Regions from separate parts of the Homo sapiens genome. Here all the other regions are linked to region 3. Evidence: read pairs that join two places in POLR2A ChIA-PET (ENCODE). Cell type or tissue: MCF 10A. All regions are shown on one strand. Links, peaks and the distances in the headings refer to the core of each region. The heading gives the core; the rest is flanking DNA. Region 1 holds the start of LOC105373271 (a long non-coding RNA gene). Region 2 has its middle 6.3 kb from the start of KIF26B. Region 3 overlaps DRC8 (dynein regulatory complex subunit 8).

Evidence for each region. ChIA-PET counts read pairs that join two places held together with the same protein. Peaks named below come from ENCODE experiments on the same cell type or tissue, not always from the same donor. Only the 100,000 strongest peaks of a DNase experiment are listed, where the experiment ranks them.
Region 1: POLR2A ChIA-PET joins it to region 3 with 5 read pairs; 1 of 35 experiments calls an interaction of 5 or more read pairs at or near these places.
Region 2: POLR2A ChIA-PET joins it to region 3 with 6 read pairs; 7 of 35 experiments call an interaction of 5 or more read pairs at or near these places.

What each region holds. Positions count from the first base shown.
Region 1 is chr1:246,605,673-246,611,234 of GRCh38, reverse strand. The region is part of intron 2 of CNST (consortin, connexin sorting protein); the gene reads right to left. LOC105373271 (a long non-coding RNA gene) reads left to right here and starts at 2,165. Exons shown (of 2, transcript XR_001738569.2): 1 at 2,165-2,252; 2 at 4,022-5,040. In MCF 10A, for the core only: no CTCF peak of the experiment used is centred there; a DNase peak (open chromatin) is centred at 2,124.
Region 2 is chr1:245,145,908-245,151,469 of GRCh38, reverse strand. No RefSeq gene overlaps it. Among named protein-coding and RNA genes, the nearest start is that of KIF26B, 6.3 kb to the left of the region's middle. In MCF 10A, for the core only: no CTCF peak of the experiment used is centred there; no DNase peak of the experiment used is centred there.
Region 3 is chr1:245,082,896-245,088,457 of GRCh38, reverse strand. DRC8 (dynein regulatory complex subunit 8) reads right to left here. Exons shown (of 8, transcript NM_032328.4): 6 at 4,974-5,016; 7 at 4,770-4,836; 8 at 621-1,213. The coding sequence ends at 1,098. Among named protein-coding and RNA genes, the nearest start is that of KIF26B, 69 kb to the left of the region's middle. RefSeq lists an enhancer at 2,148-3,347. In MCF 10A, for the core only: no CTCF peak of the experiment used is centred there; DNase peaks (open chromatin) are centred at 1,877 and 2,797.

The DNA of each region.
Region 1 (5,562 bases), core at 129-5,128, 1.5 Mb before region 3:
AGTAGCAAAGCTTTGGGTGTTTTTACTTGCCCTTACCTCACCCCTTTCCCCAGCTCAACAGCAGCCCTCATTCCCAGTGTGGCACCCCAGTACTTGCTTTTGAAGGGAGCAGAGCAGATCTTACTTGCAAATCACTGTGTTTGTTCTAATCTGTCTGGGGCTACCCAAAGACTGAAACAAGGCACTTGCCTCTCTGTTGCAAAACTCAGAACACGTTCAGAGCAGAAAAGCAGCAGGTGTTGCTGGAAAATATTGTCAGGTGATCAAAAACCCACGGCCAAGCGGGCGGAGGGGTGCAAAAAAAATACGGTTGAGGCATAAACTAGACAATCTAAAGCCAGGGGGAAAAGCCAGGAAGATCGCTTCCTTGGGAAATCAGAGCATTCAAAAATGTTTGTGGTACTGTAGAATTCAGAAAGCTACACGCGACAGCTCAGGACACGACGCACGCTTAGAAAGGGCCAGAGAAGACCCATCAACTTAGTGCAAGCAGAAGTGAAGGCTGGGGCAGAATTATAGATGACCTGGCTAAGTGTTAAAGGAGTACCTGAGCACAGAGCCAATCTGAAAGACTGGAAAAGAAACACAAGCTAAGGCTTCAGCAATCAAGAACAGCCAACCCTGAACAAAGGCGAGACCCTAATTTCCAGAGTTACCACATCATAATACACCAATGTCCGGTTTTCAATACAAAGACATCACCAAGCATATCAAAAAAACAGTACAGTGTGGCCCATTCTGGTGAAAGAAATACATAGACAGAAAACATCCCGGAAGAAGCCGAGACATTGAATTTCCTGGGCAAAGAATTTAAATCAACTGTCTTAAAAGAAACCATAGATGAAGAACTAAAGGAAATCAGGAAGACAATGTAGGAAAAAATGAGAATATCAATAAAAAAGACAGAAAATATAAAAAAGAATGGGGAGGTTTTTTGTTTGTTTGTTTGTTTTTGCGACGGAGTCTCGCTCCATTGCCCAGGCTGGAGTGCAGTGGCACGATCTCAGCTCACTACAACCTCTGCCTTCTGGGTTCAAGCAATTCTTTGCCTCAGCCTCCCAAGTAGCTGGGATTACAGGTGCTCGCTACCATGCCTGGCTAATTTTTTGTATTTTTAGTAGAGATGGGGTTTCACCATCTTGACCAGGCCAGTCTTGAACTCCTGACCTCATGATCCACCCGCCTCAGCCTCCCAAAGTGCTGGGATTACAGGCCTGAGCCACTGCGCCTGGCTGGGAGTTATTGTTTAATGGCACAGAGATTCTGTTTGGGGAGATAAAAGTTTTAGAAATAGATATAAATGATGGTTGCACAACATTATGAATGTAATTAATGCCACTGAACTGTAGAATGAAATGGTTAAAATGGCACATTTATGTACAGAAAAAAATGTCTTCAGTTCTGTGATTTAATGGGTCTTTGAGTCATTGCATAACCGAATTCCTCAAACCGCCTTACCCATTAATGCTGATGCATATCTTGGGCATAATTTTGGAAGGCAGATCAGAAATAAATTTTAACACACGCTTGATGTGGTTCCTGTGAAGAATCTCTCTGCCCTGCTCCCTTTTTCTGACATGTTTCATCCTCTAAGGTTCTGATCAATGCCATGAAAATGGAAAGGAGGGTGAAGGACAATGCTCACTTTTTTTTCTTTGAGACAGAGTTCCGTTCTTGTTGCCCAGGCTGGAGTGCCATGGCATGATCTCGGCTCACTGCAGCCTCTGCCTCCCAGGTTCAAGCAATTCTCCTGCTTCAGCCTCCCAAGTAGCTGGGATTACAGGCGCCCACCACCATGCCCATATAATTTTTTGTAGTTTTAGTAGAGACGGGGTTTTGCCATGTTGGCCAGGCTGGTCTCAAACTCATGGCCTCAGGTGATCCGCCTGCCTCAGCCTCTCAAAGTGCTGGCATTAAAGGCGTGAGCTGCCGTGCCTGGCCAGTGCTCACCTTTTAAATACCTCCAGTCATTGGCTAACCATACCGAAGCAGCAAACAGGAAACATCCCTTCCTTTTCCTCAACACTAGACACGGGTATTATGACTGAAATAAATCTGGAAATTAGTCAACTTCCTTCTGACCTGACCTCGGGCCAAAAGAATGTATTATGTGATTATGACATAATTACCACGTGCTGAGTGTGCCATGCTCCCTCCCACACCCCCGGGTTGCACCCTCTGCCTGCAGAGGGAGTGATGCAGGGCTTCACTGAAGAGCTTAGGCTGGAGTCCAGCTGCCCTGTTAACCTAAAGTAAGCAACCTGACTCGCTCAACCCGTCTTCTTGTAAACTAATGGCAAAAGGTTAAATAAGGTGACGTACAACGTACATCCAGAATTTACTAGGCATACAACATGGCGACACTATTCTTGCACTTGAGTGTTGACTAAGTGGTTTTAATGTCAATACAGGGACGGGAAGACAGGAACAGCCACTGGACTTGATTTCAGGTGGCAGTCTTAAAACGAACCTCATGAAACTCCAGTGGAATTTGAAAAATGCGTGGGAACAAGAGCTCCCTTAGGCTGCTAACGGCCAAGGCTCCCCATCCCTTGGTGCTTAGGTTGTAAAAGCAGGTAACCCACGGGCTTAAATCCTGTTGATCACACAGCATTTATGTGACTCCCGCAAGCTCCACCACTGTCTAGAGCCTGCTTCAGGCTTTCTAATCAAGGCACAATCAGTACACATAAATATTTCTGGGATTTAGCATCTAAATTATGTAGAACATGTCAATAAGCATTAATGTTTGGATTCTCTACTTTTCCTCTCAGAAGTTTGATTAGACATTTTACACTTTAACACGTTTTATTAAAAACTAAAACTGTGTAAGACATTTGCCCAAGCATGCAATTTGTGATGCTAATTCTTAAACCTCTTCTTTTTTAAAAAAACGTTAAAGACAGGGTCTCTGTTGCCCAGGCTACAGTACAGTGGCAGGATCATACAAACTCGAACTCATGGGGTCTAGTGATGATCCTCCTACCTCAGCCTCTTGAGTCAATGGGACCTCAGGCACATGCCACCATGCCCAGCTAATTTAAATTATTTATTTATTATTTATTTATTTGTTTTTTTTGTAGAGACAGGTTCTCTATGTTTTCCAGGCTGGTTTTTGTTTTGTTTTGTTCTGTTTTCTTGTTGTTTTGTTTTTTGAGACGGAGTCTTGCTCTGTTGCCGGGCTGGAGTGCAGTGGTGCAATCTCGGCTCACTGCAATGTTCACCTCCCCGGTTCAAGGGATTCTCCTGCCTCAGCCTCCCGAGCAGCTGGGACTACAGGCGGGTGACACCATGCCCGGCTAATTTTTGTATTTTCAGTAGAGATGGGGTTTCACCATGTTGGTCTGGATGGTCGCGATCTCTTGGCCTCGTGATCCGCCCACCTCTGTCTCCCAAAGTGCTGGGATTGTAAGCGTTGAAAGATTCTCCCCGGGGCCTGAAAGCTTGGGGGGATGAATAACTCCTCCCTTCTCAGGCCCAGTCCCAAAGCACACTTGCGCCAGCAGCATGTGTCACCAAGGTAGCCGAAGCAGGAAGAGGGCTGGCCGGAAGACATTACTCCTGAGGATCGAGAGAGAGGCCATCCGGGTACCACGTAGCAGTGACGTCAGACAGGGACACTTCCTGTTTACAGGAGACTGTAAAACCCCTGCCCGGTCCTCACGTGGGGCTGACGCCATCTCAGGCCTCAGCCCGTCTGCACCCAGGCGCTCTTTAAACAGCGTGAGGCTCCACACTGCCTTGTGCTGTCTGTTGGCGCGCTCCCGGGGTTAACTCCCCCGAAAATCACCCGTGGTACTTCCATCCCTTTATACAAAAACCATAAGCAGACGTATCCCCTCCCTAGCCAGGAAAAAACCGGTTTGTAGATCTAGGAGAGGGCATCGCGCTTACCACGAATGTGTCCAATTGCTGGGTATGCGGGGGAGCCCGCAGGAGTGAACAGTGGCCGTGGCATGGGATAGACCTTCCCCCTTAATTACTAGCATTTCAAAACCCCAGCCTCACTTTGAATTCTCAGGAACGCCCGTCGACCTGGACACTTACCAACCCAGTAAGAGGGACGGCGTGCATATCCCGCAAGTGGACTGATAAAACCCATCGTGCCGCAGGTGAAAGCCCGTCACCAAACCCTAACAGTCAACGCCTCCACAGCCGAGTGGTGGCCAAGGTTACCCCCCGGAGCCTGGTCTCCCTCTAACTTCAGCTACCTCAATTGTGTCTTGTCAAAAAAGGCCTGGAACTGTACAAACACCACTAACTCTTCTGCCACATACGCCTGCCTAAGTGCACTATGCGACAATCCTAGGAACACCAGCTGACGACGGACTGCCCCGATGGATTCCTTTGGATATGGGGAACCCAGGCTTGCTCACGGCTACCTTAGCACTAGCTTCCTACGCACAATTCAACCTGGATTCATCTTACTTCCAAAGCAGGCGGGCAACACCCTCGGAGTCCCTGCGTATGATAACCAGAGAAAAACGGTCCTTAAAGGCAGGAGGAAGCCAAAGACCGTGAGAGGACGAGTGGCCTCCGCAATGGATCATCGAATATTACGGTCCTGCCACCTGGGCTGAGGATGGTTCACGGGGTTATCGCACTCCCACATATATCCTAAATAGAATAATTAGACTACAGGCTGCTCTAGAGATAATCACTAACCAAACCGCCTCAGCCCTGGAAATGCTCGTGTGACAACAAAACCAAACGCACCCAGCAATTTATCAAAACAGGCTGGCTCTAGACTACTTATTAACAGAAGAGGGTGCGGTCTGTGCTAAGTTTAACATGTCCAATTGCTGTCTTAACATAGATGATAATGGAAAAGCGGTTCTAGAAATCGCTTCAAACATCAGAAAAGTAGCCCGTGTACCAGTCCAAACCTGGAAGGGATGGGACCCAACAAACCTTCTAGGAGGGTGGTTCTCTAATTTAGGGGGATTTAAAACGCTGGTAGGGACAGTAATCTTCATCATTGGGGTCCTCCTGTTTCTCCCCTGTGGTATCCCACTGATAATAAAAGCCATTAAAACTCTTGTTGAAACTACAGTTAACCGCCAGACAATCCAGACGATGCTCCTGCTACAACGACACGATGGATACCAACCCGTCTCTCAAGAATACGCCAAAATTTTTTCTTTTTTTCCGAGGTGCCCACGCCACCCCCTATGTCACACCTGAAGTAGTTATGGAGAAAGTCGCCCCTTTTCCCTTTTTCTATAACCAAATAGACAGGAATGAAAGATTCTCCCCGGGGCCGAAAGCTTGGGGGGATGAATAACTCCTCCCTCCTCAGACCCAGTCCCAAGGCGCAAGGCCGCTTGCACCAGCAGCGCGCGTCAGCGAGAAGCAGAAGCAGGAAGAGGGCCGGCCGGAAGACACGCACCCCGGCCGGAAGACACCTACCCCGGCTGGAAGACACGCACCCCGGCCGGAAGACACCTACCCCGGCCGGAAGACACCTACCCCGGCCGGAAGACACGCACCCCGGCCGGAAGACACCTACCCCGGCCGGAAGACACCTACCCCGGCCGGAAGACACCTACCCCGGCCGGAAGA
Region 2 (5,562 bases), core at 150-5,149, 63 kb before region 3:
AAGTTCGCCAACCTTTGCTTCAGCTGCCTCCAATCTGCTGTTAAGCTGATGCAGCTGATCCAAAAATTGCATATGTGTGTGGGTGTGTGTGTGTGTTTCCAGTTCTCTGTTTTTTTCCCCCTTTAAATCCTTAAACATATTTACAGTAGCGTATTTAAAGTTCTTGTCTGAATTCCAACCTCTGACTCATTTGGGGGTCACTTTCTATTAACTGATTTTTCTACTGACTCGGAATCACATTTTCCTGTTTCTTTTCATATTCAAGAAATTGTAACTGTATATTGAATATTGTAGATGCTACATCATAGAGATGCTAGATTCTATTCCCTTCCTTGAGGAGTATTGATTTTTGTTCTAGCAGGCAGTTAAGTTACTGATGGGTCACCTCGAACTTGAGGAGGCTTGGTTTCATGCTTTCTTTGAGTGGTTCTAACTAGCTTTTGCCCTGAGATCTAAGGAAAATCCCTTAGTCCTGGGACTGTTCTTTATCCCCGAGGCGCAGCCCTTCTGCAGCTTCAATGGAAAGCCTAACCGCTTTGCCAGTCCCCTCTAACTTGGAACTCAGACTCCAACTCTGCTCCGTGCACTTGACAGGACTTGCAGTCTCTGCTCAACTCCTTCACCATGCAGTTCCTGCCTTCTCTCGACTTCCTGCAGCTCTTCTGGGTGTTCAGAGTTCAACTCATCAGCCAGATTTGAGGGAAATTTTAGTGGATTTCAGGGCTGCCCCAGTGTGGCTCTCTCCTTTCCTGGATTCTCCTTCCCCCTCTCCAGCTACTCTTGACAGCCCTGAACTTCACCATGGAATGCCTCAAACCCTACGACTGGCTTTTTTCTTGTGCTCTAGTCACAGTGCTCAGCAGACTGGAAGGAGGGCCCTAGAACCCTTCTTTTAAGGATTAGATCTTCGAACCCCTTCCAGTCTCTGCCTGCTTCTGGCCATTCTCCAGGGCCCTTAAATGGGTTGGTCATTGTTGTCAGTTTATGAGAGTTTTCTTTGGGAAATTCAACGTTGTACATAAGATACTCCCGAATTCTAGTTTTAACGGTGGCTTTTTCAGATCTACCTTGGGCTTTTGGAATTCTTGTTGTTTCAAGGGTTTTCTTTCTATGAATTAGCAGCCTGTAGCTATAATTTGATTCTCTATTAGACTGAGGAATTTCAGTGTTGCAACTGAAACCTTTACTCATTACTCATAGATAGATAAATGATATAGATTATAAATATACATGTTTTTCTTCTTCACATTTGAGGATGTTAACACTATTACTTCAAGATTTAGGTGGGAAAAGACACTCATTTTAAGAATGAAAAAATTATATACTGGCTTATAAAAGCCAAGAGTTTTTTTTTTTTTTTTTTTTTTTAAGACGGAGCCTCACTCTGTTCCCCAGGCTGGAGTGCAGTGGTAAGATCTCAGCTTATTGCAACCTTCACCTCTCGGGTTCAAGTGATTCTCATCCCTCAGCCTCCCAAGTAGCTGGGACTACAGGCATGCACCACCATGCCTGACTAATTTTTGTATTTTTAGTAGAGACGGGGTTTCACCATGTTGGCCAGACCAGTCTTGAACTCCTGACCTCAAGTGATCTGCCCACCTCGGCCTCCCAAAGTGCTGGGATTACAGGTGTGAGCCACCACACCCGGCCACCAAGAGCTTCTATGAACATCAATTTATTGATTCCGTTGATATCCCTGGGTGAAAAACATATCTTTCTGGTGTATCCATGAGTACAAAGTGCAAAGAAAGCTAAAGTCCATTACCTGGCTAAGAATGAAATTTTTATTCCATATTCCTTGTTGCTTAATTATTAAATGGACATAACTTCTTTGGGAATGCCTCACGGGACTTTTATATTTCAGAGAATGCAGTTTAGCTTTCCCATTATTTATAACTCAGGGGTGAATAGATCATAAATTTTATAGCTAAAATATATTATATCATTGTGTTTTTGAAAGTCTGAAAGTATAAATCAGAAATAAAAAACCAGCCAGGTGCGGTGGCTCACAACTATAATCCCAGCACTTTGGAAGGCCAAGGTGGGTGGACTGTTTGAGCCCAGGAGTTGAAGACCAGCCCAGGCAATATAACGAGACCTCATCTTTACAAAAAATACAAAAAAAAAAAAAGCTAGATGTGGTGGTGCATGCTTGGTAGTCCCAGCTACTTGGGAGGCTGAGGGGAGGATCATCTGAACCCAGGAGGCAGAAGTTGCAGTGAGCCAACATGGCATCATTGAACTCCAGCCTGGGCAACAGAGCAAGACTGTTCAAAAAAAAAAAAAAGGCTGGCAACTTCTAATTGCTAAGTTGACTGTACAGTACAGCAGATTTCACTCCTCTTCAATATTTTGCTTTCGAAATAATTTCCATATCAGTTCAGGCACCAACATGCCGACAGAGCCACTGAAGTGCGTGTGCTAGAGACGGCTGTGTTTCTCCTTGAAGAATAATTAAAGCAGCTTACACTGGCCACGTGGTATCTTGATGAATATGCAGACAATATTTGCATATGATCTTCTGGTGTTCTGAGGACCGTATGATCATGCGGGGGCCACCAGAGAGTCATCGGCAAGCTGGTAACGTGAATCTGTGTGCCTGGTCATTATTGTGGTATAAGAGGAGGGTTGTTATCCTGCAAGCTGAGAAAGGGTTTCCACTCTTGAAATATCATTTCAATCATTAATCATTTTAGCCTTATAAATTCCTTCCACGCTAAATTCCAAGGCTTGATTTCAGTCTGAAATTAAAAGTTCAGATGATAAAGGTAGATAGAGAGAAAAGATATGAACCAAATTTGTGTAGTCAGAGTGATACATTTTTTTTTGGTTGTTAATTTTATTTTGTTTTGGGGTTGGGGGAGAAAACTTAAAAAAGATTTTAAAAGACTTTAAAAAGATTAAAAAGAGCGAGGAGGATCAGACAATGTGTCCTCAGCCCACTGACCTTGGGTTCCAGATGCTCACAACCTTGGGCTGTGCTGCCCCTTCCACAGAAGTAACCTGCTTTGAAAAGGGATCACAGCATCCAGTGTAGCTCTGTTTATAATAGCGAAGGGGAGAAAAACAGCCTAAACGCACAAGAGTGGGGATGGGTTTAATAACTCACAGTCTAAGCCAGGCACAGTGGCACACACCTGTGGTCCCAGCTACTCAGGAGGCTGAGGCTGGAGGATGTTTTGAACCCAGGGGTTCGAGGCTGCAGTGAGCTATCATGGTGCCACTGCACTCCAGTCTGGCCAACATAGTGAGACCCCATTTCTTAAAAAAAGTAAATAAACAACTTACAGTCTAGTCAGACAGTGGAATACCTTGCAGCCCTTACAAATGCTCATAAAAGAATAATGGAATGCAAAGATATTGATCATATATTAGTGTTAAGTTAAAAAGTAAAGTATATGCAATATGATAATAACTCAGTAAAACCAAAAGAAAAGTATATATGTATCAGGAAAAAAAGATTAGATTTTAACACCAAAATATTAAAAAGCATAACAATTCTTTGGGGGGAGTTGCTAATTCTAATTCTGTTTTCTTTTTACTTTTGTTTGAGACAGGATCTCACTCTGTTGCCCAGGCTGGAGTACAGTGGCACAAGTGTAACTCACTATAGCCTTGAACTCCTGGGCTCAAGTGATCCTCCTGCTTCAGCCTCCCAAGCAGCTGGCAACTCTAATTGCTGGGCTTCGGGCATGCACCACCATACCTGGCTAATTATTTTATATTTTTTTATACAGACAGCATCTTGCTATGTTGCCCAGGATAGTCTCAAACACTTGGCCTCAAGTGATCCTCCCCGCACCTCAGCCTCCCAAAGTGCTGGGATTACAGGCATCAGCCACCATGACCAGCCTCTAATTCTGTTTTCTAAGACAGAATTTAATATTAATATTTAATATTCTTAATTTAATATTCTTATGAGAAAAAGATTAAAAGGAACTTAAAGCAAGTTTCAGTGTCAGAGAGGAATCACAAGAAGCTAGAGGGTAAACGATGTGTGTGCCCACAAAGCATCCAGACACACACACACACACACACACAATGTGAGCAACATGCACACATTGCACACACACACAGCTGCATGCCTAGCCAAAGCCAGGATACAACAAAGCAGGCTGGGCACGGTGGCTCACACCTGTAATCCCGACACTTTGGGAGGCTGAGGTAGGAGGATCACTTGAGGTCAGGAGTTCAAGACCAGCCTGGCCAACATGGTGAAACTCTGTCTCTACTAAAAATGCAAAAATTGGCCTGGCGCGGTGGCTCACGCCTGTAATCCCAACACTTTGGAGGCTGAGGCGGGTGGATCACGAGGCCAGGAGATCGAGACCGTCCTGGCTAACATGGTGAAACCCCGTCCCTACTAAAAATACAAAAAAAAAAAAAAAAATTAGCCCAGCGTGGTGGCAGGCACCTGTAGTCCCAGCTGCTCAGGAGGCTGAGGCCGGAGAATGGCGTGAACCTGGGAGGTGGAGCTTGCAGTGAGCCAAGATCGTGCCACTGCACTCCAGCCTGGGCGACAGAGTGAGACACTGTCTCAAAAAAAAAAAGAAAAATACAAAAATTCACCAGGTGTGGTGCGCACCTGTAGTCCCAGTTACTTGGGAGGATGAGGCAGGAGAATCACTTGAACCCCAGAGGCAGAGGTTGCAGTGAGCCGAGATCATGCCACTGCACTCCAGCCTGGGCAACAGAGTGAGAGGGAGCCAGGAGTTCAAGGCTACAGTGAGCTATGTTTGCACCACTGTGCTCCCTGGACAACAGATAGAAGCCTCATCTCTCTCTCTCTCTCTTTTTTTTTTTTAAAGGCAAAGCCAAGGAGAGTGCCAGGGAAAAACATAAACCCTTCCTTGGTCCCCAAGCAAGAACCACACACAGCTTAGGATCTGAGGTGGAAGATGTGGGTAGCAGGTGGGGCATAAAAAGCTAAAAAGCTGTGGAAGTCCAGAACTTAGAATAAAATACAACTGGGCCTAATTGAGGGTAGAGGATGGGAGGAGGGAGAAGATCAGAAAAAATAAGTATTGGGTACTAGGCTTAGTACCTGGGTGACAAGATTATCGGTACAACAAACCCTCGTGACACAAGGTTACCTATATAACAAACCTGCACATGTACCCCGAACCAAAAATAAAAGTTAAAATAACGAATAAAAAAACCCACTACCTATATGATTGGTGACTGTTCCAATGAATTCAAAAGAGAACCAGACTAGAATATCATTTTCTTGCTGGGGGGTGGCGGGGGGGAGTTCCTGGAAACATTTTTATTTAAAATTTTTAAAACAGCACTCAAATTACAGGCAGGAGAATTGCTTGAGCCCAGGAGTTTGAGACCAGCCTGGACAACATAGTGAGAACCCTGTCTCCACAAAACTAAAAAATTAGCCAGGTGTGGTGGCATGCACCTGTAGTCCCAACTACTTGAGAGGTTGAGGTAGGAGGATCACTTGAGCCCAGGAGGTCGAGGCCGCAGTGAGCCATGCTGGGGCCACTGCACTCCAGCCTGGACGAGAGAGTGAGACCCTCTCTCAAAAAAAAAAAAAAAGTGATGGGACGGGAG
Region 3 (5,562 bases), core at 216-5,215:
TTTTGGGGGCAAGACTACATGCCTGAGGAAGGCTCACAGCAACTCTAAATGTTTACATCTATGTAGATACACACATATAGTGGTGAAGCCATCTTCAAATAGAGACCCGTGTGTGTGTGTGTGTGTGTGTGTGTGTGTGTGTCTTGTTATAACAGAATATCTAAGTTTGGAAAATTGTTCACTTCCCTTTACTTTATCTTCCCCTTTGCTTGTAAGTTGCCATATAGTTGCCATATAAGATGCCAAGATCGGAGAGAATTGCAAGGAGGAGGCAGTGGCCATGCCATATATTTTTCCATTGTGACTGCTTGTGCTTCATTCTGCTCTTTCAGGAGCTGTACATTTGCACACCATAACATTTCTCAGTATTCTTACTCAGTATTCAGGACAATGCTCCCATGACAGATATGCGGAGTGGGTGAGAATTCTAAAGACAAAGGGAGAATTGCCACTACCTTACACTATCAACTTCCACTCAACCTTCTTTTCTCTAGTTCCAATGATCTCAACTCCTTTAGCTACTCCATAAATGGTGACATGCTGGATCAGCAAATATAAATGTTTACACTAAGTTATTATTATCCCAAATGATATTTGTAATTGGCACTCATAAAAAAATAAATTAGTAATATTTATTTTGATAAATCACCTTCCACACTCAGATTGATGAAGCATTTGTTATTGTTTAAAAAAGAAGCCTTCATTACACTGCTACTCGTTTTCGAGTGGTTCGTTCTGCCCCCTCTTAAGATCTTTACATGCCAAACCTTGGGTAATTAAGTCATTTTCATTTTGTCAGCTTAATTAATTCGAAGGTGACCTGAGTTTTATTGTAGAAAATAAACAACAATCCATTCTAATGTTAAAATGTTTTAAGAATAGTTTTTAAATAAATAGTAATTTATCATTCTGTAAGGCTAGACATACTAAATTTGGTTTAAAGTGTTACGATCATCTTTAAAAACAAAGTGTCTTAAAATAGTTATGTCACAAGGTATTAAATATCACATATAGGAATCCTAAGATAAGATGTGAAATTAACAAGAACAAGCAATTTCTAAAATTGTTCTTTCAATCAGAAATTATCTTTAGAACATTTAATTTTCATCTATCACCATCATTGTTATATAGTCCTTGTAATTAATTGAATTTGATTCTGGATCAATTGCAGCAGACAACATTTCTTCCATTTCCTCTTGAGAAAAAGGCTCACCTCAGAGAGACAAAAAGGAAAATTTATCATTTAGGATCATCTGATTTTTTTCTCTTTCCACTAGCCAGCTTAATAGCCATGGAGCCCCACAAGCTCCCACAGTGCCACTAGTTACGCTCCCTGGAGCTGTAGAGCCAGGACATCACGACAGTCCAGAGGTTCAAAGACAAGGCTATTGTACACCCTGGTAGATTCTGGACTTCTTTTAGCCTGCAGATGTCATAGATCAAGCAACCTCTAGAACACGTCATTTCAGGCAAAACAGTAGGAAGACATACAGACATCATGAACAAGGTTATTTATTTAGATTAAAACTTTTGAAATTACCAGAGGATTAACTTGAAGCCCCAGTATTTGATGAAAGATGGAAGGAAGATAACTGAGTGGTTAAAGCACAAGTTTGGATCCACATGCTGGCTGCCTCTCACGAGCTCTGAGATCTTGAGCAAGTCACTTCACAGCTCCCCACCTTAGCTTACCTGTCTCTAGAATGGGGGTGATAACGACACCACCTGTCACATAGGGTTGTCATGAGAATGAAACGTGTTATGATTTGAATGGGACTTAGAACAGTACCTGGCATAGAAGCAGCAACATGCAAGTGTTTGTTTAAAAAATTGTTCTGAGATCTTCCCGGCTGCTAAACACTGTCTGATGCAATACACATTCCTGGACACTTAGGGACTTCTATCTTGTAGGAACTTGATTCAGTGTGATTTATTTTATCATATGACATCCAGGGCTGTAGGAATGCATATTCTCAAACTAGTGTGTTTGATACTTTGTGGATATTAGGATGAATGTGCAAGTAGCTTGAATCCATATTGTTATATAGCATAAATGTACTTAAAAACAATTTGTAGAATTCTGAGACTCTCAAAGCAGCAATTCTTAAGCTCCTATTTTACCAAACTAGTCAACTGCTATTACACTTAGCTGATGGGTCTGTTATATTAAATCGTAACTTAGATTTGTATAGATTTACATCTTACATATTACTTCCAAACATATTGGTTCATATATGTGGAAGGTTTGTAATAATACTTGCTGAGTGAATAATTGAAAACATATGTATTCTTATTTGACCATACCTGTCCTATGCTTAGTCCGCTGAGATACTCAATAGTTGATCTTTAAGTACCATGAACTCTCTGTAAACATACCATTTTCGAAATTATCACACAGCACCTCCAAGTAAACCACGTGGTCGCACTGTCTCTGTATACACTGCGGTCTGTTCTGACCTTTCTGTTTGAGTCAGTCTCATTACCATCATACTCGCCATCGAGGGCAAAGCCTTGGTGGTACTTTGGATTCAGCTCTCAGCTTTGTCGCCTACACTCTGTTACTCATCATGACCCATGGATCCTGCCACAGACAGTCCTATTGTACCAATCCCTTCTTCCCATTGCCATTCCCACTGCCAGGTCAGGCCCTTATTTGGGTGCCCTCAAAATGCTGAAATAACCTTCTAAGTGGCCTCCCTAGTCCAACCTCTTTCTTATGCATCTAACAAACCGACCAGCACCAGAAAAACCTTCTCACAATCACTCACACACCATGTGAGTCATCTGCTCAAAAGCCTGTAATACTTCTCCATCGCCCACAGGATGAATTCCAAACTCCTGAGCCTGGGACTCCACAATTTAGTCCCAGTAAGTCTACTGAAGTTAATTTCCTGCTGTTTGCCAACATTACCCTCTGGGCCAGCTAGGCTTATTTTCTCTCTGAAATAGCATGTTCATTCCTACCTCCCCATTTTTGTTCAGACTGTTTTACACATCGATAATGTCTCCCTCTCATTAGCCCCTTCACCTGGTCTTCATCATCTACTCATTCACTCATTCATTCAACAAACATTTGTTGATATCTACCATGTGTGACAGAATTATAATGCACAAGAGTTTACCTTTGCCCTCAACAATTTAACCATATACATTCTACCATCTCAAAAAACCTATTTTCTCTTTAAGTCTTCCCAAACCAAGTTTTCCAGGCTGGGCCAGCCCTAGTTGATCTTCTGATATTTAGCTTTCTATTGTCTTGTATTGTGAATTATTTTATGTTAGTTTTATTTCCCAAATAAGATTGTAATATCCTTGAGAGAGGAAGTAGATTTAAGTATCATTATACCTTACTACACTTACTAAATATTAAACATATAGTAGGCACACAACAGTAGGAAAATCTAACTGTTTGGGCCATTTTGACTAAATTCATGTTGCCTGATATATAACCTAGGATTTACTTTCTTTAGACTAATCCTCAGGATGAAGAAGCTGATGCTTTGAAAGTCGTAACATCCCCATCAGAATTAATCCCGAAGGTAATTTTAACAATGGCGTCAGAGTTCTTGGGTGGCAGCTGTGACGGCCTTGCCATTCTGACCCTCACTCTCTGTATTCCGCCTTAAGGTGGATGAAGCTGGAATGGTCAAACCAGTTGTGCGTGTAGATGCAGTCTTAGTCTTCCCTACTCAAAATCACTTGCGCTTTTCATTCTGCCTCAAGTGATTAGCAACTCTGAGTCATTCAGGACCCAGTCTGTGAACCAGAGAGCTCTAGCTTTGTATGGGAGAAGGCAAGGGGACCAATATGAGGATGGTTTCAGGAGACTGTCCATCAGGCTACTGACCTTCAGTGTAAACAAATTTACACATCAGCCTAGCAGAGAGAATTCCTAAAGGAAATATGTTGGCATATATATATAAGTGTGCAGGTTTTATGTGTGTGTATGCATATATGTATGATGGGCCATGTTCAAAACAAATATATATGGTTCAATTAACATTAAAAAAGGACATTTTTAGTGTTAAAAATGACCTCAGTATTCAATTGAGGCTACATTATCTGTAACTTCACTGACAGAAAAGCTCTTTAAAAGGGAATTTTTACCAGCACTGTGGGAAGCCAAGATGGGTGGATCACCTGAGGTCAGAAGTTCGAGACCAGCCTGGCCAACATGGTGAAACCCATCTCTACTAAAAATACAAAAAATTAGCTGGGCGCAGTGGCCTGTGCCTGTAATCCCAGCTACTCGGGAGGCTGAGGCAGGAGAATCACTTGAACCCAGGAGGCGGAGGTTGCAGTGAGCTAAGATCGCGCCACTGCACTCCAGCCTGGGTGACAGAGCAAGACCGGATCCGTCTCAAAAAAAAAAAAGCCGGGGCGCCGGGGGGGGGGCGGAATTTTTATATTCTTTATTCAAATCTTCAATCTAGGAAGAGGCCTTCATTTACAGTGATCGATAGTTCATGTTTTCCAGATGGCATATCTTTTATTCTGGAAATGCTCTGAATGCAATGCCTGAAATTATAGAAGTAATCACTGTGCTTCACAAAATTCTACGAGACAACAACCCATCTCCCCTTTCCCTACTCTTTGTCCTCTTAACCCCCACAGAACAGAAACCATCCCCAAGCCAAAATAGCAGGAACAGTAAATAACTTTCACCAGAATGACTGATTTTAAAGTATCCCCTATAACTTTCGCATAACTGTTAACAAATTATTAATTCCTCACATAAGTCATTGTGATAAGTAATAAATCACACTTACCTTCTTCAGTCATATACTTGATCAGCTCGTCCTTAGTAAGAAACCCACGTTTAGCTGAATCTAAAACCTAGGGGAAAAGAAAAGATAGATATTATATTTTTCATTTGGTGAATAAGTTCTACATGATAAATTTTTCATATATGTGTGTATGTAAATAAATGTATTTATATATATGTATATGCATATAAGCTGGAGTTTACATACCTCAAAAGCTCGAAGAAGGACATCTTCTGGAATTGGTCTGTATCTATAATTATGCAATAAAATGAGTAAATGCCGTGGTATTTACCGCAGTCTTTACATAATAAATCAGCAGTCTCCAACCCTTTTGGCACCAGGGACCAGTTTCATGGAAGACAATTCTTCCACAGACCAGGGGAGGGGAGGGATGGTTTGGGGATGAAACTGCTCCACCTCAGATCATCAGGCATTAGATTCTCATAAGGAGCATGCAACTTAGATCCCTAACACGCACAGTTCACAATAGGGTTCGCATTCCTATGATAATCTAATGCCAATGCTTCTCAGACAGGAGGCGGAGTTCGGGCAGTAATGCTCACTCTCTTGCTGCTCACCTCCTGCTGTGTGGCCCAGGGGTCCTAACAGGCCAGGGACTGGCACCAGTACCTGGCCTGGTGGTTGGGGATCCCCGTAATAAATGACCACATAAAACAAAATAGGGCTGGGTATGGTGGCTCATGCCTGTAATCCCAGCACTTTGGGAGGCTGAGGTGGGCAGATCATCTGAGGTCAGGAGTTCGAGACCAGCCTGGCCAACATAGTGAAACTCTGT